Linked DNA regions of Homo sapiens: regions 1, 2 and 4 are each linked to region 3. Evidence: chromatin loops called from intact Hi-C (ENCODE). Cell type or tissue: heart right ventricle. All regions are shown on one strand. Links, peaks and the distances in the headings refer to the core of each region. The heading gives the core; the rest is flanking DNA. Region 1 overlaps SFMBT2 (Scm like with four mbt domains 2). Region 2 overlaps SFMBT2 (Scm like with four mbt domains 2). Region 3 overlaps SFMBT2 (Scm like with four mbt domains 2). Region 4 overlaps SFMBT2 (Scm like with four mbt domains 2).

The links. Hi-C counts contacts between places; a loop is a spot of excess contacts. Peaks named below come from ENCODE experiments on the same cell type or tissue, not always from the same donor. Only the 100,000 strongest peaks of a DNase experiment are listed, where the experiment ranks them.
Region 1: a loop joins it to region 3, with 2.7 times the contacts of the local background. A loop is called at or near these places in 23 of 110 quality-filtered maps.
Region 2: it touches region 3 in a loop (3-fold over the local background); 22 of 110 quality-filtered maps call a loop at or near these places.
Region 4: a loop joins it to region 3, with 2.3 times the contacts of the local background. A loop is called at or near these places in 11 of 110 quality-filtered maps.

What each region holds. Positions count from the first base shown.
Region 1 is chr10:7,331,143-7,336,980 of GRCh38, reverse strand. All of the region lies in intron 4 of SFMBT2 (Scm like with four mbt domains 2), which reads left to right. Among named protein-coding and RNA genes, the nearest start is that of SFMBT2, 77 kb to the left of the region's middle. In heart right ventricle, for the core only: no CTCF peak of the experiment used is centred there; a DNase peak (open chromatin) is centred at 2,760; H3K4me3 peaks cover 707 bases; H3K27ac peaks cover 2,308 bases.
Region 2 is chr10:7,342,993-7,348,830 of GRCh38, reverse strand. All of the region lies in intron 4 of SFMBT2 (Scm like with four mbt domains 2), which reads left to right. It overlaps LOC124902372 (a long non-coding RNA gene), which reads left to right. Exons shown (of 2, transcript XR_007062049.1): 2 at 1-690. Among named protein-coding and RNA genes, the nearest start is that of SFMBT2, 65 kb to the left of the region's middle. In heart right ventricle, for the core only: no CTCF peak of the experiment used is centred there; a DNase peak (open chromatin) is centred at 2,890; H3K27ac peaks cover 1,273 bases.
Region 3 is chr10:7,257,206-7,263,016 of GRCh38, reverse strand. The region is part of intron 7 of SFMBT2 (Scm like with four mbt domains 2); the gene reads left to right. Among named protein-coding and RNA genes, the nearest start is that of SNORD129, 73 kb to the right of the region's middle. RefSeq lists an enhancer at 5,011-5,811. In heart right ventricle, for the core only: a CTCF peak has its summit at 2,446; DNase peaks (open chromatin) are centred at 2,316 and 3,678; H3K27ac peaks cover 2,271 bases.
Region 4 is chr10:7,307,835-7,313,509 of GRCh38, reverse strand. The region is part of intron 4 of SFMBT2 (Scm like with four mbt domains 2); the gene reads left to right. Among named protein-coding and RNA genes, the nearest start is that of SFMBT2, 100 kb to the left of the region's middle. In heart right ventricle, for the core only: no CTCF peak of the experiment used is centred there; a DNase peak (open chromatin) is centred at 3,196.

The sequences.
Region 1 (5,838 bases), core at 777-4,776, 73 kb before region 3:
TTGATACTGTAAATAGTTGGGTCTAATGGTACGTTGCCTGGCTTGGTTCTCTGAGTTTTTCTCATTGAATACCCTCTGTCTCTGTTCTGTCTTCACGCACTTTATTCCTGATCCTCAGTTTTCTCTCAGCTGTTCTGCTAAAATTGCATGTTCTGGTCTCCAGCAGTTCTCTTAGTGTGAAACTCAGTGGCCTTTCCCTGTTAACCTTCTCATAAATTTGTTACATTTTTCATTTGATTACTCCCTCAGTTCCCCCAATGTTAGTTCCCTAGTCATTCACTATCCGGATCTCTCTGATTGATTGATTGATTGATTGATTGATTGATTGAGACAGGGTCTCCCTGTGTCACCTAGGCTGTAATGCAGTGGCATGATCATAGCTCACTGCATCCTTGAACTCCTGAGCTCAGTGATCCTCCCGCCTCAGCCTTCCCAAGTGCTGGAGTTACAGGTTTGAGCCACTGTGCCCAGCCTTATCCTGATATCTCATTACATCTCATTTCCAGTGATTCTTCATTCTTCTGCCTCATTTTAATTTGCTCATATGATGCAAGATAAATAAAACATTCTCCAAAAGTTGCCTTGAAGTTTGGTGGTGTGGCTCTGCCATGAAGACCCATGAGTGTTGATTTTCTTAGGCAAGCCAGTCTAGAAATTTTGCGGTCAGCTGTGGGCTTTTACTATCTGTAAAACTCTTGCAGGAGCCAAGTATTACTATTGTATCCAGAGAGAATCCTAGCTAATTCTAGTGTAAAGAAATCAGTGAGGAGAAAAGTAAAACATAATTATGCAGGAAAGTAGGCTTTTATGACTCAATTAACATATTTTACAGCGTTTTATTACTTCAAGGCAATATTTAATTTACAAATGATTTAAGATTTTAAAAACTGTTGGAACTGAGTTAAGATGGGTGGAAATATTAAGTACTTCAGTTTTTCTGTGCTGCCTGATACTTTGTACTAGCCAGTAAAATATTTGTTAAAGAAGTGTTTGTCCTTCCTTTGAGGTATTTTCTTTTTTTTTCTTTTTAGTGGCTGAGTCTATTGGAAGGGCCTTAGTTATACATCATGCCATATGGTATTAGTGACAAAAATATTTTGAGGATAGATTTAATAACTAAAACAATTAGGTTAGAAGGCCATTGTGAGAACGCTTGGCCAGTTGCTTTCAGATTTAATCCTTTGTTACGTTACAGTCCACAGAATGTAGTGTCTTTTGCCTGAGATACAGAAAGTGTTATTTCTGATGTGGATTGGATTTTGGCTCATTTAGAGGACGTCACCAATCCTATACAACAGAGCAGGATGGATTTCTTTTCTAAGTTAATATGAAGTGTTCTGTGCAATTTATGTATATGGTTGTGTGTGTGTGTGTGTGTGTGTGTGTGTGTGTGTGTGTTTCTGTTTCTGTTTCTGAATATCTTTTAAGGTGTTACTTTTTTGAGAAAGAGAAATTTATTGGACGTTTTAATTGTGGTGGTCTGCAGATTCTCCATAGCAACCGGGGGTGCAGGCTTACTCCAGAAGCAAGTAGCAGTTGGGGTCACCAAGTAATGCTGTTCTATAGATTATACCGGTGAGCTGCGTCTGCATTTGATGCCTCCTAAGATAGTGTGATATAGTTGGATTGTAAGAAGTTGGGTCATGGTTTTTGTTTGGATTTTAAAAATTGTCAAATAGACATAACATACAATTTGCAATGTGGACCAGTTTTAACTGTACAGTTTGGTGGCATTAATTATATTCACGTTGTCGTGCAGCCATCACCATGGGCCGGAGTGCTTTCCTCTCCCCCATTGGAAACTCTCTACATGTTGAACGTGGTTCCCAGTCCTTACCCCCTTCTCTGGGCAACCACCGTTCTGTTTTCTCTTTCTATGAATTTGACCACTATAGAAAAAGATCAGTTTCTCCCAAACTTTGCCTAAATCCCCAAATAGATTCCTTTTCCCCCCTCCGGCTTCTTTTGAACATTAAAGCATCCTGGTGATTTATGCTCCCGCCTCAATTCCTCCCTAGCTTCTGTCTGGCTGTGTCAGGCCTGTTTCAGGTGTTAATTTCTGTGATCATTTCCCTGGTAAACTCCTGGATGGCAGGTTCTAGGTTTTATTCCTGTCGTCCTGGAACTTCACGCTTGTCTCTGATGCAGTGCAGGCCTCAGCTCCGTAGGGAGGTTAACAAATGAAGCTGAGTTCCGCAAGGCAGCCCAAAGCACTCGAGTTACAATTGCAGACAGTGGGAAACGGCAAGTCAGAGGAAGAGCGCTGGGACACTGGGCCGGGTCTGCGTTAGTGGGTTTGTCAAGAGCCACGGAAATCCTTTTACCCTGCCTCTCATGGAATAATGCTTTAGTTAATGTCTGTATCGGTGACAGGTCCCGCTTTTAATGAGCAGCTCACTTATAAGGTCTGAGTATGATCAGGAACCTTTAGGAACAAACACTCTGTTGTGGTCCTGGTTGTGGGACTCAGGGACACAGTGTTCTAGTCCCCGTTTAATGACACTTCTCGTTTCCTGTATTGTTCCATTTTGGTACAGTTAAGGATTGGGAGCTAATTCCAAAGAGGTTTCGTTAGCTGTGATGGGGAGCTGATGAAGAGGCAGCCTCTTAGACACGGAAGGCAGCACACAGCAGGCCGAACTGTGTGTCTGAGCATCAGGCTCCTGGTGGTGGCTTTGGCTGTGTCACTGGGAAGGTGGAGGGGGTGGCCTCTCGGAGGCTGCACGGTGGGTTTCTGAGCCTGGTTCTCCAGGCCAGGTGGATGTGACGGTGCCTGGCTGTCAGCGGCCAGGCCGGCTGTGGATGACGCTTGCCTTTTTCCTCTTGATAGACCATCATGTTGCTCCCATCGTCAGCAATGAGTTGTCGTGTCCTGAGATGAACTCCCTGTTGTCGGAGGCAGGGGAAGAGCCGTCGCGTAGCACATCCGGTGTGTGTGTCTGCTTTGTCAGGCCCACTTCACAAAATACGTTTGAAATATGAAGTTTCCCCAGATAAACTGTGAAGGGTGAAGAGTGCTTTAGATGTGTGCTTTCCCCAGATTTTATTTACTTATTTGTTCCCAAACTCATTTCCTGCCTTCCCGTGTTTCTGCAACACCAGCGCTTCCTAGTGTGAGCCTTAAAGAAAGACGATATTTAACAAAAGAAGAAGGGGAGGAAGGAAAGAAAGCGGGAGTGGGGGAGAGAGAAAGCGGGGAGGCCCTGTGGGGAGCTGGGGTGGGGAGGCCTTGCGGGGTGTTGGGGAGAGAGAGAGAGAGAAAGCGGGGAGGCCGTGTAGGGAGTGGGGGAGAGAGAGAAAGCTATGTGAAAGGTGAGTCAATGAAAACTTTTGCATTTATAAATTACCCAGTCTCCAGTATGTCTTTATTAGCAGCGTGAGAAAATACTAATACACCCCATCTCTACCAAAAAAAAAAAAATTAGCTAGGCATGGTGGCACACACCTGTGGTCCCAGCTACTCGGGAGGCTGAGGCAAGAGGATTGCTTGAGTCTAGGAATTCGAGGTGGTAGTGAGCTATGATCATGCCACTGCACTCCAGCCTGGGTATCAAAGTGAAACCCTGTCCCTTAAAAAAAAAAAAAAAAGGTAAGCCTCAAAGTTATCCTCATCCACCAGATATTTACTAGGTGCCTGTAATATGCCAGGCATTATGGTGTGTCCTTAAACCTTTATTTGAAGAAGTTATTGGGCTCAAAAGATATCTGAATTTTTCTACCCATATTTTATTTGTGCTAGTCTTCTATTTTTCCTTATCTCTCAAGTTGATAAAGCTCTCATGAAGCTAAAGTATGATCAGAAAAACTTGTTTCTGGCAAGGCGCAGTGGCTCACACCTATAATCCCAGCACTTTGGGAGGCCAGGGTGGGCGGATCACCTGAGTTCAGGAGTTTGAGACCAGCCTGGCCAAGATGGAGAAACCCCATCTCTACTAAAAGTACAAAAATTAGCTGGGCGTGGTGGTGTGCGCCTGTAATCCCAGTTACTCGGGAGGGTGAGGCAGGAGAATCACTTGAACCCAGGAGGCGGAGGTTGCAGTGAGCTGAGATCATGCCACTGCACTCCCGCCTAGGCAACAGAGCAAGAGTCCGTCTCAAAAACAAAAAAAGAAAAACCTCATCTCCATTAGACTCACTGTGTAATTTCTCTTTGGCCTATTCTGAGTTCCTTTGTTAAGGCTTCCAAGGTGCTGCCTGCACCCAGTGCTGTGCTGTGAATAGTGACCTCAGACTGGTTCTCTATTTGTGTGTTTGTTCTTGCAATTCTGTCATGGACATTAATGGAAATATTTAGGTTTTAGTGAAATAATTTTTTTTTCCTAGGAGAATGAAATCAATGGGCCCAGTAGACTTGTTTTCACTTTGGCTTGTTTTAATAAAAAGCATTTTTATAAGCTGGGTCGGGGAGGAAGTGAACATTGTAAAAATTTCTCAAACATTTGTTATTTTACAAGCGCAAATAAATATGTCTGTTTAATTTAAAAAGTTAACTTATTGAACAATTCCTTTTTCTGCACCTTCCCTCCCCAGTTAAGGCAAACTATTAAAGAATATGCATAAATAGTAGAGCTTTTAATTGCTATTGATGAATAGCACCCTTTTGCATGTCTTTTATGTCAAGCCTTGGGTGAGCCCTGTTTTTGTCTTATTAACACACATTCGTAGCGTCTTCTCTCATTTGGATGTAGATTTAGATGCTCTCTTAGCCACTCTTCTCAGCCTTATTGAAGTTCATCCACTGAAACACTTGCAAGAAACAGAATAAAGTAGAAAAGTCTCAGCTGTAGAAACCTACAATAAACTGCAGTTACACACAGAAACCCAGTGGCTCATTGGTACCAAGAGCCAATACCAGTAGCCTCCATAGGTGACCATCACTCCGCAGATGACTTCGGCGGTAGATGACCTGTAGGTCTGGAAGAGCTGTAACCATTCACCTTTCCTTTTTTTTTTTTTTTTTTTTTTGAGACAGAGTCTCATTCTGTTGCCCAGGAGACTGTAGTGCAATGGTGTGATGATCTCGGCTCAGTGCAACCTCTGCCTCTGAGCTTCAAGCGATTCTCATGCCTCAGCCTCCTGAGTTGCTGAGAATACAGGGGCGCACCACCACGCCCGGCTAATTTTTGTATTGTTTTTTTCAGTAGAGACAGGGTTTCACCATGTTGACCAGGCTGATTTTGAACTCCTGACCTCAGGTGAACCGCCTGCCTTGGCCTCCCAAAGTGCTGGGATTACAGGAGTGATGCGCACAGGGTCCCATGTGAAGCCCAAGTCATGCTTCTCTGGGTGTCAGTCACTTCATCTGTGACTTGAGTGGATGTGACTAGCTTGCAAGTTCTCAGTGTTGGGGGCGCAGGAAGAGAGGAAGGATCTTTACCACCACAGTGGACAGGGCGGCAGTGGTGGGTGCAGGAGACAGGTGCTCTTCTGAAAAGTTCTGCATGTGGGGATGCCTTTTAGTCTCTGATCCTCTCCTGGGAAGATGCCTGGGTTTAATGAACTAAAATGACTTTCCGACTCTGACATCCTGTCTTTATAAGGTAAAGACCATTAGATTCAAGAGCATAATTGGATAGATATGTTTAAAGGTTGTCTTTCAGGATTATTGTGCTGATCACAGTTTTCACCTGGCTTTCCTGTCCCAGTGGATAGTGAGAATGATTTCCCTATTAAAAAATTACCCATCAACAGACTCCTGGTTAGACAGTGTGTTGAGAATTAATGGTGTGTGCCATCGAGTGATGAAAGGCAGAGAGAAGGTCTTAGCCTATGGGGGAATTCTGAGCTAGAACTCACAGTGTAATTTTTCCTTCTTTACAATGACATGGTTTATAATGA
Region 2 (5,838 bases), core at 751-4,750, 85 kb before region 3:
AATGTGCCAAAGAGCTTATATCCAAGCCAAACAGCGTTTGTATTGGAGAAGTTGCCTTTCTCTCAAAAAGGATGGATAGGAAGCAGTTTTTAAAAAAAATCTGCCTGCTTTCTGAAGATGAACACAAATCTGGTTACATCCAACAGAAGATAGAATGATTATACAACATGAGGCTTAAATGTTTGTCTTTTAAAATGTTCTTAGGTTATGCAGCAAGAGTTTACAGTAGCCAACCTGTATTTCCAAGGAGATTTAATCAGAGGAAGTATCAAAGAATTGAAGATTAGTATGATTTTGAAGGTTTTCCTAATTATTTTTCTGATGATCTCTTCTCAACTAACAGAGCTGTTAAGTAGAGTTGATTAAACAATGTCAATTTTTTGAAAAGCCCTTAATGACATATTTACACAGTAGTTATGAAGAGCCCCCCAAAGCCCATCATGGATTATAGGAGCAAGTTATAGCCATTAAAACCATCTGTGATTATTTTTTTGTAGTAGAGAGTGATGTCAAGCCATCAGCTTCTGTTCAACATATTTCTTAGAAAAGGATGTCTCAAAACTTCTTCGAGACCGTCACGAAATGAAACAACTCCCCGATCCCACACGAACCTCTCCCACCACCCTCAAACATAAACCAACCCAAACCCTTTGAAAAGCTCCAAAGAAAATAAAATGTTTTTAGAACTTCTTTTCTTGTTCAAATGTTTGATTGACTCGTAGAGATGAAGGGATGATGATGATTTATATGCCGGGTGTACTGTTATTTGGAGTAATGTTTCATTAGATTTGTTTTGTGAAATGAAGAAAGCAGTATGTACTTTACATTTTTCATCTCTACATCTAATGTGCAATTTGTTAGCCCATCAAAATTAATTTTAGATCCCAAATGGATCTTTAGATTTGTAAGTACCGTTAATGGTTTTTTCAGTTAAGTGTATGTATTTATGTGCCCTTCTTGGGTGAATTTCTATGAAGGATTCTGCAGGGTGAATGTTGACATGAATAACTAACCAGCAAATAAGTGTCAATTAAAAATTCTATTACCATAATTGGCCGTGGCCCTTCCTCATCAAAGTACAGTATGTTTAGATCAAATTTAATTTTTTTTGAGATGCTTGCCTGCTTAGTTTCCCAATTTATCTCCTCTTTCTGCTAACAAAAGAAGCTGTTTTCCATTTAGAGGGGCATCTTTCTACGCTACCTACATGTGAATACTATGTTCAAACACTATAAAGATTTTTAAGTGTTTTTTAAAAACAAAGAGATTTGGTCATTTTTGCGGGTTTCTTTTCTCCTTCTAAATTTCATGGTCCCTTTTATCCTTTCTTCATGGATTCTCTACTTTTCTTTCTCAAAATTTCCCCTTTTCCTGAGGGATTTTTGCTTCCAGCTGATGTGAGGGCTTTGATGGTGTGGTTTATGTGTTAGGATTACAACTGCTGTTCCCAAAAGGCCCTAAAATGCTGTGGCTCAAGTTAATTTAGAAGTTTACTGCTCTTTCTTCCAAATTCCATGTCTGCATGGTGGAAGGCTGGTTCTCCTCCAGGTTGCCCAGCAAGAAAGAGGGAAAGGGAGAGGCTGGGGACAGCAGCTCACCTCCCACTAGCAAAACTCGGTCTCCTGGGATTCCACCAGGCCCTACCTAGTTACAAAGAGACTGGGAAAGGTACTCCCTAGCTGTGGGGCTCCTCCTTGCTAAAATCCCTGGGATGGGGAGGCTGCTTTTCCTACAACAAAGAAGGGAGGGAAAAAAGCCCTGGGGGACAGTTAGTCTCTGTCACAACTCATTTAGCTACACATTTTTGTTTTGTTTTGTTTTGTTTTGTTTTGTTTTGTTTTGAGACAGAGTCTGGTTTTGTCGCCCAGGCTGGAGCGCAGTGGCACAATCTCGGCTTACTGTAACCTCCACCTCCTGGGTTCAAGCAATTCTCCTGCCTCACTCAGCCTCCTGAGTAGCTGGGATTACAGGCGCCTGCCACCATGCCCGGCCAATTTTTTTTTTTTTTTTTTTTGTATCTTTAATAGAGAAGGAGGTTTCACCATGTTGGCCAGGCTGGTCTCGAACTCTTGACCTCAAGTGATCCTCCTATCTCGGCCTCCCAAAGTGCTGGGATTACAGGCGTGCACCACCTTGCCCAGCCTACAAAAAATTTTTAAAGATAACTAGTTCATCTTTGGAAAACATCTAAGGGAAAATGTAAGAGTGTTAAAATGTAAAAGAGAATGGTATTTTTTTTCCTTCATTTGGGAGTCAAAATGTATTGTCTATAGTTGATACACCAGTGTAGATTTTTAACACGTGATCTTTGCTGTTGATGGAATAGGGGATGCACTTTTCCTTGCATTAACGTTTAAAGAGATGGATGTTACCTGTACACAACATTTGTAAGAGACGGTTCTAAAAGGTTTGTTTTAAAAATTACCCGTGTCTTGCTCACATCCTCTGTTTCATGTCCTCTGTTTCAATCTGGTTTTTACTGTTTAAGATGAATGCAAGCAATCACCAAGACACAGCATCATAAAATGTTAGAACACCGGGGTCAGAAAGATCCTACAAGTGTCTAGAAGTAAAACAAAACACAACAGATTATTTTAAAAGGCTGGTGATTAAAATGTTTCGATTCAATCACTTTGCACAAGGGGATAAGAGCAAAAATTATACAGTGTGTATTATAGGATGCATATAGTCAAATGTCAGGCTCAAAATTAGGCCAGTAGCTTCTGCTGCTTGGACGTTAATCTTGAAGCAAGGAAGAATGAGGGAATTTCGGGGGGGTGAGGGCGACAGAGTTAAGGTGTTCAGTGCTTTTATTTTTGTCCTACACATGGTAGCAACCGAGTGCTCTGCGAAATAGCAGTGACCCGTTATTCCAGAGTCAGGGACTGTTCTTGGCACTCGAAGTGGAATGTTGAAGTGGAAGTTTTGCCTCCCAGAGGATTTCCGTTCCAGCTAGTGTCTGTGTCGCTGTGAAGACATGGAGGAAGGGTGAATGCCATTTATGCAGGAGATTCTAGAACACTCGGTTAAGACCATCTGTTGATGGGTCTGGGGAGAAGGGAAGGACACACTTCTGTGTTTGTGGCTATTTGCTGCTAGGCAGCTTGTTGATACTCCAACTCTTCTGTAGTTGTAGACTTGGCCATAGAATGAAGAATGTAAAAAAGATATTTGGGCTGGGCACGGTGGCTCACGCTTGTAATCCCAGCATTTTGGGAGGCCAAGGTGGGTAGATCACGAGGTCAGGAGTTCGAGACCAGCCTGACCAACATGGCAAAACCCCGTCTTTACTAAAAATACAAAAATTAGCCGGGTGTGGTGGCACATGCCTGTAATCCCAGCTACTTGGGAGGCTGAGGCAGGAGAATTGCTTTAACCTGTGAGGCAGAGGTTGCAGTGAGTGGAGATCCTGCCACTGCACTCTAGCCTGGGTGACAGAGCTAGACTCTGTCTCAAAACAACAAGTAAAAATAAATATTTTTGTAGTTATTAGTTTATTAAACTGTAATTTTCTTATTTCTGTAGGAGATAATTATGTATTTAGAATGGTCTTGAAGGGACATCATGACATCTAGAGAGGTCGTTTGAAGCTACAAGGTCTGGGACATGGAATTTGTCTTTTATAAGCCCTGGCACCTTCTAAGGTGTCTCACTTGCAGACCCCAGGGAAGCCATTCAGCTTTCTGATTCTGTGGTGGTTTCTGTTCCCTCCACGGAGGTTCCTGGCTCCATCTCTCTGTGAAGCCCTGTCAGGGTTCTTTCACTTTCCTTGTTTGTCTCCTTTTTCTCCTGATTGCCTGAAATCACATTACAACTCTCTTGTATCATCTTTATCCATGTGCCACAGCTCTTTTTTTTTTTTTTTTTTTTTTGAGACAGAGTCTCGCTCTGTCGCCCAGGCTGGAGTGCAGTGGCGCAATCTCGGCTCACTGCAAGCTCCGTCTCCTGGGTTCACACCATTCTCTTGCCTCAGCCTCCCAAGTAGCTGGGACTACAGGCACCCGCCACTGTGCCCGGCTAATTTTTTTGTGTGTATTTTTAGTAGGGACAGGTTTTCACTGTGGTCTCGATCTCCTGACCTCATGATCCACCCTTCTTGGCCTCCCAAAGTGCTGGGATTACAGGCATGAGCCACCGCGCCTGGCCCATAGCTCTTAAAAAATAGGGATAAATTATAGACAGAACAGCCAAATGAGAACTTTCTTGATTCCCTCTCTTCTTGCATGGTGGTTGTATTAGTCAGTTCTCATGCTGCTAATAAAGACATATCCAAGACTGGATAATATATATAGAAAAAAAGGGTTTAATGGACTCACAATTCCACATAGCTGGGGAAGCCTCACAATTATGGCAGAAGGCAAAGGAGGAGAAAGGCACGTCTTACATGGTGGCAGGCAAGAGAGCTTGTGCAGGGCAACTTCCCTTTATAAAACCATCAGATCTTGTGAGACTTACTCACTATCAGGATACCAGTATGAGGAGAACTGCCCCCATGATTCAATGGTCTCCACCTGGCCCCACCCTTGACACATGGGGATTATCATAATTTTAGGTGAGATTTGGTTGGGGACACAGCCAAACCATATCAGTTGTCCACCCACACGGAACTCACCTTCCTAACCCATGAAATGCAAAAATGCCTAATACTTCAGTGTTAGGGATATGAAAAGACAGAAAAAATATTTCCTCTCTTCCCCTAGGAAGCTGACTTGTGCATGCACAAATAGGACAAGAGATTAAACCAGGAAGGCACGAAAAAGCCCCTGACTACTTCAGTCAAATTATAGCTTACTGTGGTATCTTTCAGAGCATATGAATAATTGTGAATTGGCCTATGATCTTTGGGCCAGTGGAAGAGAATAATATTAGGGATGAATATTTTCTCTTCTCATCTCATCTAAACTCTCAGGAGATGTTATCCAACAACCATGCCAAGATTCTTGGAGGAACAGAACAGCCATTGAAGATGTTGTAGTGATAACGTCACATTTTCTGCCCCCTCAAACCCAAAGTCCCCATGGTCTTAACGGTTTGCTTCTAAGTTAGAACCATCACCTTATTCCACCAACATCAGTATGGTTTTCTTGTGTAGAAAGGCTTCTAAAAAAATGGGCAAAGGACATGAATAGACACTTCTTGAAAGAAAACATACACATGGCCAACAAGCATATGGAAAAATGCTCAATATCATTAATTATTAGGGAAATGCAAATCAAAACCACAACGAGACACCATCTCACACCAGTCAGAGTGGCTATTCTAAGAAATTCACAAAATAACAGATGCTGGCGAGGTTGTGGAGAAAAGAGAATGCTTAAACACTGCTGGTGGGAATGTAACTTAGTTCAGCCACTGTGGAAAGCACTCTGGAGATTTCTGAAAGCACTTAAGTTAGAACTACCATTCAACTCAACAGTCCCTTATGGGCAATACCCAAAGGAATAGAAATCATTCTACCTTAAAGACACATGCACGTGTGTGTTCACCACAGCACTATTCATAATAGCAAAGGCATGGAATCAACCTCAATGCCCATCAACAGCAGACTGGATAAAGGAAATGTGTTACACATACACCATGGAATACTACGCAGCCATTAAAAAAAAAAAGCAAGATCATGTCCTTTGCAGCAACATGGATGTATGTCCCTGGAGGCCATCCTAAGCAAACTAATGCAGGAACAGAAAACCAGATGCTGCATGCTCTCACTTAGAAGTGGGAACTAAATAGTGAGTACAAATGGACATAAAGATGGGAATCATAGACACGGGGGCCTACTTGAGAGTGGATGGTGGAAAGAAAGTAAGGATTAAAAAACTACCTATCAGGTACTAGGCT
Region 3 (5,811 bases), core at 1-4,000:
CTTGAAGAGGTTTGTTAAACAGAATCTCTTTGGGTGGAAAACCCCAGAGAAGTCCAGTTCGTTGAATACCCGTCCCTGGCAACATACAGAACTGCGAGGTGGGGTTCATCTGTGGGATCCTTTGCCTGTTCTGGGTACTTGAACTGAAGCACATGAATTCCATGGCAAAAAAGGACCAGCGGGGCCATCTAGTTTTTATGAGTATTGGAGAAAATCTTATAAGAGACACACTAAAGAGGGCAACATTGGTCAAACAATAAATGTAACTATAAAAATCGCAAAATCCAGATCTATACAGAGTTCGCCATCGCAGCTGCTTGATCACTGGGGCCTGAGCTCCGCTGTCTGCAGTCCGTTAGATAGCAACTTGCTTTTAATCCTAAACGTTAAGAATTTAAGAATTTAGTCAACTTTCAGTTATCTGCTCCGGGAGTTCTCACTCCCAAATGGCTTCTGCTTACCGCGGATAATTCTGGCTCTTGCCAGTTCCCGGGGAACTTGCAGGGAGGGTGAGATCATATTAGCATGAACTTAGCGTAATTGGTGTATGGGATTTGGAGGTGTGCAAAGGGGATACATCTCTTGTTTATAAAACTAGACACATTTCAAAGTGATCATTGTGCCTGATTTTTTATTTTTTGGGCCATTTTCTATTCCATTCTCTATTAATAAAAATAATTAAGAAAAGATTATAATTCTTTTATCTACAGAAGATCTTATTGTGGATTTAAGCCACGGTAAAATTGTTTGGAGGTGGCTCCCCCATCCCCCCTCCAAAAAACATTAAAAAACCACCAATCCTTTTGCAAGTTAGGCCACCCGTTTAAGCCCCGTAGTGCCTTTCATGAACAGACACTTGCTCCAGGGAGAAACCTGATGTAAAGAGAAGTTTGAGCTTCTCTCTTTTAACTTTAGGACTTCAGAGGTTTGAGAGCTAATGGAAAATGAGGACCCCATGTAATAAGGGGAGCCCAGTGGTGTGGCCATGCCACCGGGCCTTGCCCTTCAGCGCTGTCACCCCTGCCCCCAGGGAGGGCACACTGAGGAGGCTGGCCTACTTTGCTGGGTGTCAATAAAAGGTGTGGGGACTGTTCATTCCTGAGCTTTCTCTCTTCCGTCCTTCCGCCAGCCACCCTACTTTGAATCTGCCTGTCTCAATGACATAAAGTCAAGGATAAGATAAAATCTGCCTCCAGTTTTGTCGCCAGTGCCATTTATAACCAGAAAGGCCAGCACGAACATGTCAGATAAACCTTTACATGAATATATGATGTCCTGCACTTAACAACTTGATGAAAGGAAAGGCTCAGTTTAGGAGAGTGGAAACCTGCTTTAAAGCTCCTTAATATTTAACAAGATCTTGCACTTGTGGTGACCTGCAAAGTCTCTAGATCACAACAGGATTTATTCTTTTCCCTGCCGGCATCTGGATTCTCCTAAAAGTAAATCCATCCAGACATGCCTGCATACGTAACCCCCACCCGGCAAAGGGATCAGAACATTTGGTCATTTCGCCTGTGAGTCTGTACTGATTCATGCACTCCCTGATCCTCAGTCATTGCTGAGCATCCGAAGATTCTGAGAGACTGCAGGTCTATAAACAATGGGACAGGGAGCCAAGGCATGGCCAGAGTGTTACAAACCCTGGCTTTCTGTGTGATAAGCCACTCACCTTGAGGACGTTTTTGGAATATGCATTAACCTTTCAGACCTTTCGGGATAGCATAAAAAGGTACGAAGGAAAAACATAATTGAAGCCATAGATGAATCATAGGAACTCAAAAACCATTCTTCATTGGAAAGTGTTGCAGTGAATTGGTGAGCGTTTCTAGTGATTCGCACCCACGGGCTGCAGACCTTGTGCTGGGTACTGTGCATATACTATCTCACATCCCCACAGTAACCTGACTCGAGAGGCACAGGAGTCTTACTGGTTAAGTTCAGGAATTGCCAGGCTCAGAGAAGTTAATTTCTAGTCATACCTCATACAGAGAGACCATGGGTGAGCCAGGATGCACAGACGTACCTCAAACCCAAGGCCACACTTTTTTTTTTTTAATGTTTCTTTGTTAAACTGGGGTATTTAAAGACTGCGCAAACTCAGTATTATTATAACAAAGAACCAGAAAATGAATTCTGAGAGTATTCAGTGTTGCCTATTCAGTATGGTATTTGAACTGGAGTATGTTGCTCAACTCCTTATTACTCAGTTGCTTTTGACGAGGGCTCTCCTGGGATTTTGGCCAGGATGATTTTTTTATTGTACTAAGTGACAACTGCCCCTGCCCCTTGCCAAATAACTGTCTGCACTGGGGAATGTGGTAGATGCCGCCTGTGTAGAATTAGAACCAGTGGTGTAAGCCGGAAGAGTGGCCCCATTTTTCTTGTCAGTGATTGGCTTAGGGAGAGATTTGTGACCAATTTGGGTCAGTAATAAATGAGGACATCTGCTGGTAGTTTCTGGAATAGGTTTCCTTGCTTTGAAGAAGCAGCATAGGGAAGAGGGGGCCTTGCTCTGCCTGAGAGGCCTGGAGTTTCTGCAGCCATCTTGAGCCCACAAGGGAGGAGCTGGACTGGGGAAAGCTGTCATATTTAGGGTGTGGAAGGAGGAGGATGAAAAGAACCGAGGCCATTTCTGACATTGCTCATGGCTCTGTTCACCAGGCTTTTCTATTCACTTGCCTTTTCTCTGGACCCCTTTGCTGTGTGAGATAATGGATTTCCTTATGGTTTATACCAGGTCGAGTAGGGTTTTCTGTCTGGTCTTTGTGTGAGAAGGCCCTTTAATAGATAAAGGCTTCCTTGGGGACCAGTACCATTTCAGGTGACTGGTCTGCTTGTCTGTAGGTTGGAAATGATTGCTTACTCCTTGCAAACAGAGAACCCATTGCTGCCATAGTGGTAGTAGGCAGTGGGTTAAGGAGTACTTGAGTTATTGTTATTGTCCTGTGCATGCAAAGCACCTCTTGTACCACCATATTGTGGTCACCATTGTTTATGGTTATTGCTGTCATTCATAACAGCATCTTTGAATCTTATACACTAGACATTCAAAGTGGAGGCAGTGGGAGGGTAACAGCAGCACCAGGTCTGCAGTGTAGACTGGCAGCACCGGGTCTGCAGTGTAGACTGGCACAAATGTAAGTGTGAATTTCCAGTTCTTGCTGAGACAGCATCAGAGTGAGTCAAAATTAACAGGGTTGGTTGGCACTGCTGATCACACCAAGGGGCTGAAGGGTGGGTACTAGAGTGAGTTAATGCTGGAGACAGAGGCAGAGAGAATCCACTGATGCTGAGGAAGCTCATCAGAAGTGTAGGGGGAGGAGACCACAAGGTCAGGTGTCTCATCAGCGATACCTGACTTCTCTCTTAACCGAATCTGAATCAGTGGTCCTCAACTCAGGGGCCAGGGGCATGTGCCCTTCAGTGGACATGTGGCAAAGCCAGGAGACATTTCAGTTGTCCCAGGTGGGGGATGCAGTCAGCATCTAGTGGATAGACCCCAGAGATGCAGTTGCAACATCCTACAGTGGCAGAACAGCCCCCCAACAAAGATTCTGGCCCCCAAAGGCCAATAGTGTTGAGGCTGACCATCCCTGTTTCTCACCTGGAAGTGGTTGATGGAGGGAGCCGAGGGCAGCTGGGGTGTGAGGAAGGCTCTGGAGACTGAAGCTGTTATTAGATCCAGTCCAGGCTGCTTGGCAGTGGGCACTTTCCAGTGGGGAGGCTTCCCACTTGTGGCAGAGCACGTAGAGGGGTTTGCAAGCTCTCTGTGTTTACTGGCCTCCACGTTGGTGTCTGGGAAGGGCAAAACAGAAGCTCAGACTGCTGGGTGGAGAAGTTTTGCGCCTTCCCAGCTCTTGCTTCTTTCTGTGAAGCATGCTGGCGTCATGTTTCCATGACAGCAGTTGAGTTAATGCATTTAGGGGCCCCCTCAGCGTCCACCACATCCTGCCTGTTGTAAATTGTGTGGTTCAGGTTGTGATCTATGATACTACGGTCCTAAATTTCTCATTACTATTTTTTAACTTGATTGAATGCACAGCTACTAGACAAAATCGCTCTTTACCTCTGTAAGTAAAAAATAGAAATGCTTATTAGTGTTCAGCAATAGATTTTAAAATTACATTTTTGTTACAAATACTTCACTGGCTAAATTGAAATCAGTGTGATCAAATTGAAATGTCATAATACTATTGATTTAATAAATGCTGGCCTCCTAATATCTGTTTTTCAATGAAACTAGTATTACGGGAGTAATTTTCTAATGAACATCTGAGCACTAGGTCATTGGTAAAACAAAAGAAGAATGATATCATAAATGGTTCTGGATGGTTTTTTCAGCGGGACCTGGCATGCTGATACGAATAGAGGAATTAAAGCGTAGCTCATTATATATTAATTTGAATGTAATACTAACTAAAACCTTCCATTGACTTCACTGAAGCCTAGTCTTAGAAATTATGCAGATTAATGGAGGCCTTGAAAAGAAGCACATGCAATATTTGAGTTCCCTTTGGACCAAAAAACTGGCATGTTGGAACTGAAAAAATTATATACTGTGCAGTATTTTTGTGTAAGTACAATACACTAAAAGATTTTGTTGCTTAAAAAAACTGGGCAGGGTGAATCCTATATCTGTTTTTTGTCTATTTTATTTTATATCCAAATAAGCCGAAAGGAAGAAGCAAAGGACCGAAGGTTGACACTGAGATTGCTGCTGCAGAGGGAGAATTTCCTGCAGCTTTTGATTGTGGAACTCAGGTTAAGAATGTGGTTCCTGGAGCCAGGCACGGTGGCTCACGCCTGTAATCCCAGCACTTTGGGATGCTGAGGCGGTTGGATTGCTTGAACCCAGGAGTTTGAGACCAGCCTGAGCAACATGGCAAAACCCCATCTCTACAAAAAATACAAAAAATTAGCCAGGTATGGTGGTGCACACCTGTCGTCCCAGCTACCCGGGAGGCTGAGGTGGAAGTATTGCTGGAGCCTGGGAGGCGGAGGTTGCAGCAAGCCTTGATTGCATCATTGCACTTCAGCCCGGGTGGCAGAGACCCTACCTCAATGAAAAAAGAATTTGGTTTCTGCATAAGGATGATTTCACTGCCTTTTTTGTTTTTACATGAAAATCCTCACCAAGTACATTTTAATTTTGTTGTATTAATTAATGAGAACTTGTTCTCCCCTGTGCCTCATCTTTCACAATTTTATATCATGTGAGATGTATTTATCTAATAAAGTGGCGATGGGAAGAGGCATTAGCTATTTTCGGAGTCTGTGATAGCCACATAGTGACATTTTAAAAGCATAAGCTTCGGTTCTTCAAGCCCCTCAAGTAAATGTGGAGATGAGTCAAGTTCAGGCAGGCCCAGCAGACATGAATGTTCTTTCTTTTCTGTCTTCTCTTTCTCCTGTCTCTCTGTTAGTAATACTCTCCATTGCTGTCTGTAGATTAATACTCACAGCCACGTGTATACTGTATTTTATAAAGAACTTTGCTGTTCACCCTGAAGCTTTGGCACCTGCCAGAGACATGAGTTGCTGCTGACTCATGATGACTATATCCAGGCAGGTGTGTTTCTCCCGCAGCGATGGTTCACTCCTCCTGAATCAGGTGCTGTCCCTTTCCAGGCACAGCAACCACTGGCAAGGCAGGGACTTCATCAGAGGCAGATGTTGAAAGTGGTGGGTGACCGTGGGTAGTGAGTGCACCCAGGGCAGGCTCTGACGTTGTGGGATCCTCCTGACCCCTGTTTTAAGTGAAAAAAGTGAGACATAAGCCAAAACTATAAAGTCAGGACACCAAGATAT
Region 4 (5,675 bases), core at 1,676-5,675, 49 kb before region 3:
TCTGTCTGTAGAGAAAACACAAAAACTATCGAAGATTGGTGGCATTCACCTGTACTCCCAGCTACTTGGGAGGCTGAGGTGGGCAGATTGCTTGAGCCTAGGAGGTCAAGGCTGCAGTGAGCTGCAATCGTGCCATCTTATTTCACTCCATTGCTTCTGTGCAGTATGGATATGTCACATAACTTTTTAGTCAATGTTGAATATTATATTCGCCCCTCTAGGTTTTTACCATACACAGTGCAATTGCGTTGTAGAACAATACAATTGAGAACAATTGTATTATATTTATTATATAAATAATGTTATATGTTATTATATATAATATATATTATTATGTATAACAATTGTATTATTCTCTCTGTATTTTAAAATTTATTTTCTTCATGACTTATGGGATGTACAGGCTCTGGGCTCAGCATCTTGCACGGAGGTGGTGGATGCTATGAGGATAACGCTGCTGGGAATACTGGCTGCAGGTCATATCTGAGAGCAGAACTCAGTGTTTTATTTAGTTTATTTCTCCCGAGGTGGATGGAGCACCCCAATCCTCTCATTACAGTCCTTTGGCAGAGCCAAACCTGGAAGCATCCCCAATCCCAGAAAATCTGTCTAGTTTTTACTTTGAAATGCTGTCCCTCTCCTTCTGGAATTAGGTTATATTGTCTGTTTACCTGGTAAGTAATTAAAATCTCAGTTTCAGCACTTTATAATTAACTAAAGGGAAAAAATAACTCCAGCATGACTTTCTATTCTGGGGGGTTCAGTAAACACCATTGTGATTCGCTAACGCCCCTTAGGAAGATCACTAATAGCTATAAACGAAACAGACCATTAAGCTGAGAACAGAGGTCTCCGGGCAGTTGCAGTCTACTGATTTGCTGATTATTGCTGGATGTTTATGTGACTATGTGCAGTTCAAACCCCTGTGAGTGGGTGAAACATGAGGCTGTCTCCGGCCGGTTGTCCAGGATGTGGGTTCTAAGGCAAAATTTCTGGATTCTCGTCATTCTCTTTTCCTCTATTTTATTCTGTATTTTACTTCTGGCCTCAGCATTCCTGTTCCCCCAAATCTGTGCTGCTCCCTTGTGCTTTACTTCTGTCTTGTGAAGATGTGGATAATGGTCTGCTGGACTCATCACGTGCTCGTGCTGTTCACCCGTTGGTAGTTTGGCTGCGTTGGGTGGTGGCCTCGGCTCCCTCGGACCTCTAGAGCCCTGTTGATGCCGTTACTACTCCTACAAGCCTATGGCTTATGCCTTAGGGTGGTGCAATTTTTTTTTTAAATTATACTTTACGTTCTAGGGTACATGTGCACAATGTGCAGGTTTGTTACATATGTATACATGTGCCATGCTGGTGTGCTGCACCCATTAACTCATCATTAACATTAGGTATTTCTCCTAATGCTATCCCTCCTCCCTCCCCCCACTCCACGACAGGCCCCTGTGTGTGATGTTCCCCATCCTGTGTCCAAGCGTTCTCATTGTTCAATTCCCACCTATGAGTGAGAACATGCGGTGTTTGGTTTTCTGTATTTTTTGTAAGTGCTTCGTAAAAACATTCTGGGCCAGGGAAATGAAGAGATTTTTAGTTTGCGACTTGTAGAGTGAAAAGAAAGAATTTGAATGAGTTACAAATGACCTTTTCAGGAATTGTTGCCCGGGCCTTTCTTCAACTGCCCACTAACTCCGGCACTTCAATAAACCCCCTTTTTTAGAGGCATTTAGAAGGGCTGTGACAAGTGTATTTACAGCAGATAAATTTAGCTCATGTATTTTATCTACATAATCTGATTGTAATTTATATATCTTCAGCCTAGATAAAGGAAATCTATTTCTTATTACCAAATTTTTCTTTTTGTCAACATGACGTGAGTAGGATATTGACTTTAACTGAAGGGTGGTGATTAATCATAGCAGCTTGCAGGGAGATCATTTATTGCTCTGTGTAGCTGAGCGACTGCTGGCAGAGTTGTAAGTCAATCAAGATAAACCCAAGTGGGTTAGTCACTCTTGGATGACGATGGAGGATGTGATAGATTTATTAGCCAAGTTCTCCTTTAAAAATCACTTTACATTCTTAGCAGGTGAATTTGCAGATAGAAAAATACCGAGTCGCCGTCAATGGAAGAATCTGTTAGTTTGCAAAGTAGAGTATAGCTGTTGAAATGTCACAATGAAAGATGGACTACCTAGAGATAGCCATTGGAAATGTTTAGCTCTAGATTAATCTTGTTAAGTTCAAAGAGGGCAATTATGTTCTTAGTAATTCAGGTGCTCGATAGACTGGGAAGAAGAGATTTGTTCTGTGTACAATTACATGGATTGTATAATGGGACATCTTAAGATTTAGAATGAAACAGTTTGTTTTTTTTTTAGGGGAAACTTTGTAATTGTAACCCTGGCTGACAGTTTAGTTTGTTTTGTTTTATTTTGTTTTTGTTTTGTTTTTTTTTTTTTTTTTTGAGATGGAGTTTCTCTTGTTGCCTAGGCTAGAGTGCAATAGCACGATCTTGGCTCACTGCAACCTCTGCCTCCCGGGTTCAAGCGATTCTCCTGCCTCAGCCTCCTGAGTAGCTGGGATTACAGGCGTCCGCCACCATGCCCAGTTAATTTTTTGTATTTTTAGTAGAGATGGGGTTTCACCAGGTTGGCCAGGCTGGTCTCGAACTCCTGACCTCAGGCGATCCGCCCACCTTGGCCTCCCAGAGTGCTGGGATTACAAGCATGAGCCACCGCGTCTAGCCCTGGCTGACATTTTTTGCACACGAAGCCTTTTTTTCAAACCTGCCTGTTTCCTCTATGGAGCTAGCATGTAGTCAGAAAATGCACAGCAACTTCATATGAGCCTTAGCAAAAGAAAATTCTGAAGAAGATCCATTTAGGAAGAGGAAAAATCAGACAGACTTTGCCAAAAGTAAATGTCAGTGATTCCTGAGTTACCCACCCCTTTCATCAATTTCATCACTGTTTTTCCTCATTAGAACAGATAGAGAATGGACTACTGTATTAAAATGTTTAGATGTACCCTTTATCACTGTCTGTTTCTTTCATTGCTTGAGGAGGTAGGACAGAAACAAAGTTCACCTTTCAGCTCAGGAAGGTAAGTGCCTTGGGCACGGGGTGCACTAACCGTGGCATGAGATCCCAGCAGTTGGAATCGGCATCTTGGGACATGGAGTTCTCAGCGCCTGGCATTCATGCCCGGTTTTGCACCTTGTTCTGGTTTGGGCATTTCCCCTCTGGCGTGGGACAGCATGATGTGTCCTTGTCGGAGAGGTCTTTCTGTGTACCGAATCAACATGTGACATTTGGCTAGACAGCATCAAGTTAATATAGATGTTTGAAACTGTTCACCAGGTGCTCTCTCTAAACCAGTGGTTCCCAACTAAGGAGGATTTTGTTCCCCAGGTTATATTTGGCAATATCTGGAGACAAGTTTTGTTGCCACAACTGGAGGCAGTATTATTGGCATTAGTGTGTAGGACCCGGGGTACTGCTAAACATCTGCAGAATACAGCGCTGTCCCCTACAACACAGAGTGATGTGGTCCAGAGTGTCAATAGTGCTGATACTATTAAAAAACCCTGGTCTAGACTGGAGCCATCTCTGGGCTTACTAAGGGCATATTTAGGTCTTTTGGTCTTTACTGGTTTTTCTGGCTGAATTGTCTTTGGTTTTTCATTGTTACAGACACCCACCTCCTCCTCCTCCTTTCTTGAAAGGATTATTATGGATGTAAGAGGCTATGCGTAGGACATTTACTGAATTACTATTTTAACATGAGAGTAAGGCGAGCATATATGTTCCCTTATAAAAATGTAGTAGGGTAAGTAACAAGGGCAGGTTCAGGGTGCCTCAGTAGCTGCTGCGACAGGTCAGCACATCTCAGGGCCTGATGCTGTGATGTTTAATTTTGTTGATCCTGTCACAGTCCAATGTGAGGGACAGACAGCTTTTCCTATACACCCCCGTTCCATGTGCCAGCTATCTTCTATCCTGGGGCCCTGCCATCTTTGTCAGGCCTCGTCCTCCTCTGCATTCAGCTGGAGATAGGAAAGAAAGAGCTTGGAGAAAGCACAGCTTCACTTTTCACGGGTGAGAATCAGCCCTGTGGCTTTAACTGAGAGGCAGCAGACCTGGACAATGTGTACCTGGCTGATGAGACCATCAATCTCTGACATGGATTATGTGAACAGATATTGGTCAGTCCACAAATGTTTACACAGCCGCTTCATAACAGTGACAAAGACCGACGTCTTGCTCCAGCATTCAGGCAGGAGAAGGTCCCCCTTCCTTGCAGGAATAAGGTTAGCCCTTTGTTCTATGCAGTTCTTCAACTGATTAGATGAGGTCTATCCACATGACGGAGGGCTGTCCACTTTACTCAGTCTACAATTTCAAATGTTAGCCTCTTTCGGAAACACCCTCGCGGATGCACCCAGAATAATGTTTGGCCAAATATCTGGGCACCTCGTGGTCCAGTCAAGTTGACACATAAAATTAACTGTCATGACCATTGAACTTGAGGATCCTTTCACATGTTTTCTAGCCATTTGGATATCCATTTCTGGGAAGTGCGTAAGTGTCTTTGCTCATTTTTCTTCTTTCTACTGGTCTGTAGTTCTTTATTGATCCGGCATTAGTTATGTGTTGCAGAATCAGTTGATTGTTTACTGTGCAGGCTTCTGTAGTGTGAGAGAGTTCATGTGTAACTGGTAAGTACAGCATTCATGTCTGCATAATGTAAAAGTGGGCCCACTTTCCCGGTAGCTTCCCCAGCACGTTAATGTTTTACATCAAGTAATAGCCGCTGATCACCAGCTACCTTAGCACAGCTGAAATGAGAGAGCTGCAGGGGAGCCAGGACTATCACATTGCCATTCACCTTACATTCTTTCTGTTGGTGACCTTGGGTCATGTGCTTTTTCTTGGAAGTTTTATGTCCCCATCTCCAGCATCCTTGGACATTTGTCCTTGGCCCCATTAATGTAGCATTTTCAACCCTTCCTTATATTTCTCTCCATCAAGTGACCTCCACCTTTCAATTTTTTTTTTAAGGAAAAGGTCTAAATTTATTGTAGTATTTATTAGGTATGTAACATGCCTTTTAATAGGTGCTAAATTTTTGTTGTTGTTTGTTTGTTTTTTGAGATGGGGTCTCTCTCTCCATCGCTCTGGAGAGTGCAGTGGTGCAATTATAGCTCATTGCAGCCTCTACTTCCTGGGCTGAAAATGATCCTATGGCATCAGCCTCTCAAGAAGCTGGGACTAGAGGCGTGTACCACCAGGCCTGGCTAATTTAAAAAAAATGTTTTTATAGAGATGGAGTCTTGCTCTGTTGCCTGGGCTGGTCTCAAACTCCTGGACTGAAGGAGTCCTTCTGCTTCAGCCTCCTGAGTCTCAGGCACTATAGGCACGAGCTGCTGCACCTGGCTTACATGCTAATGTTATGGTGAGGATGTTAGGATTATTACTATTTTTGTAAGTTATGTGGCTTTGAGAATTCTTCCCTAAACCTTAGTTTTAATAAGCTGTCTTATTTTCAGCACTCATATTTGCAAAATGGGACACTTTTCAGGAACAGATATGTGATATTATAGCAGAAATTCTTGCTTTTAATAGTTTGTGGCTTGTAGTTTTCTTTTTAATGACTTCTTAGTGGATGGAAATTCT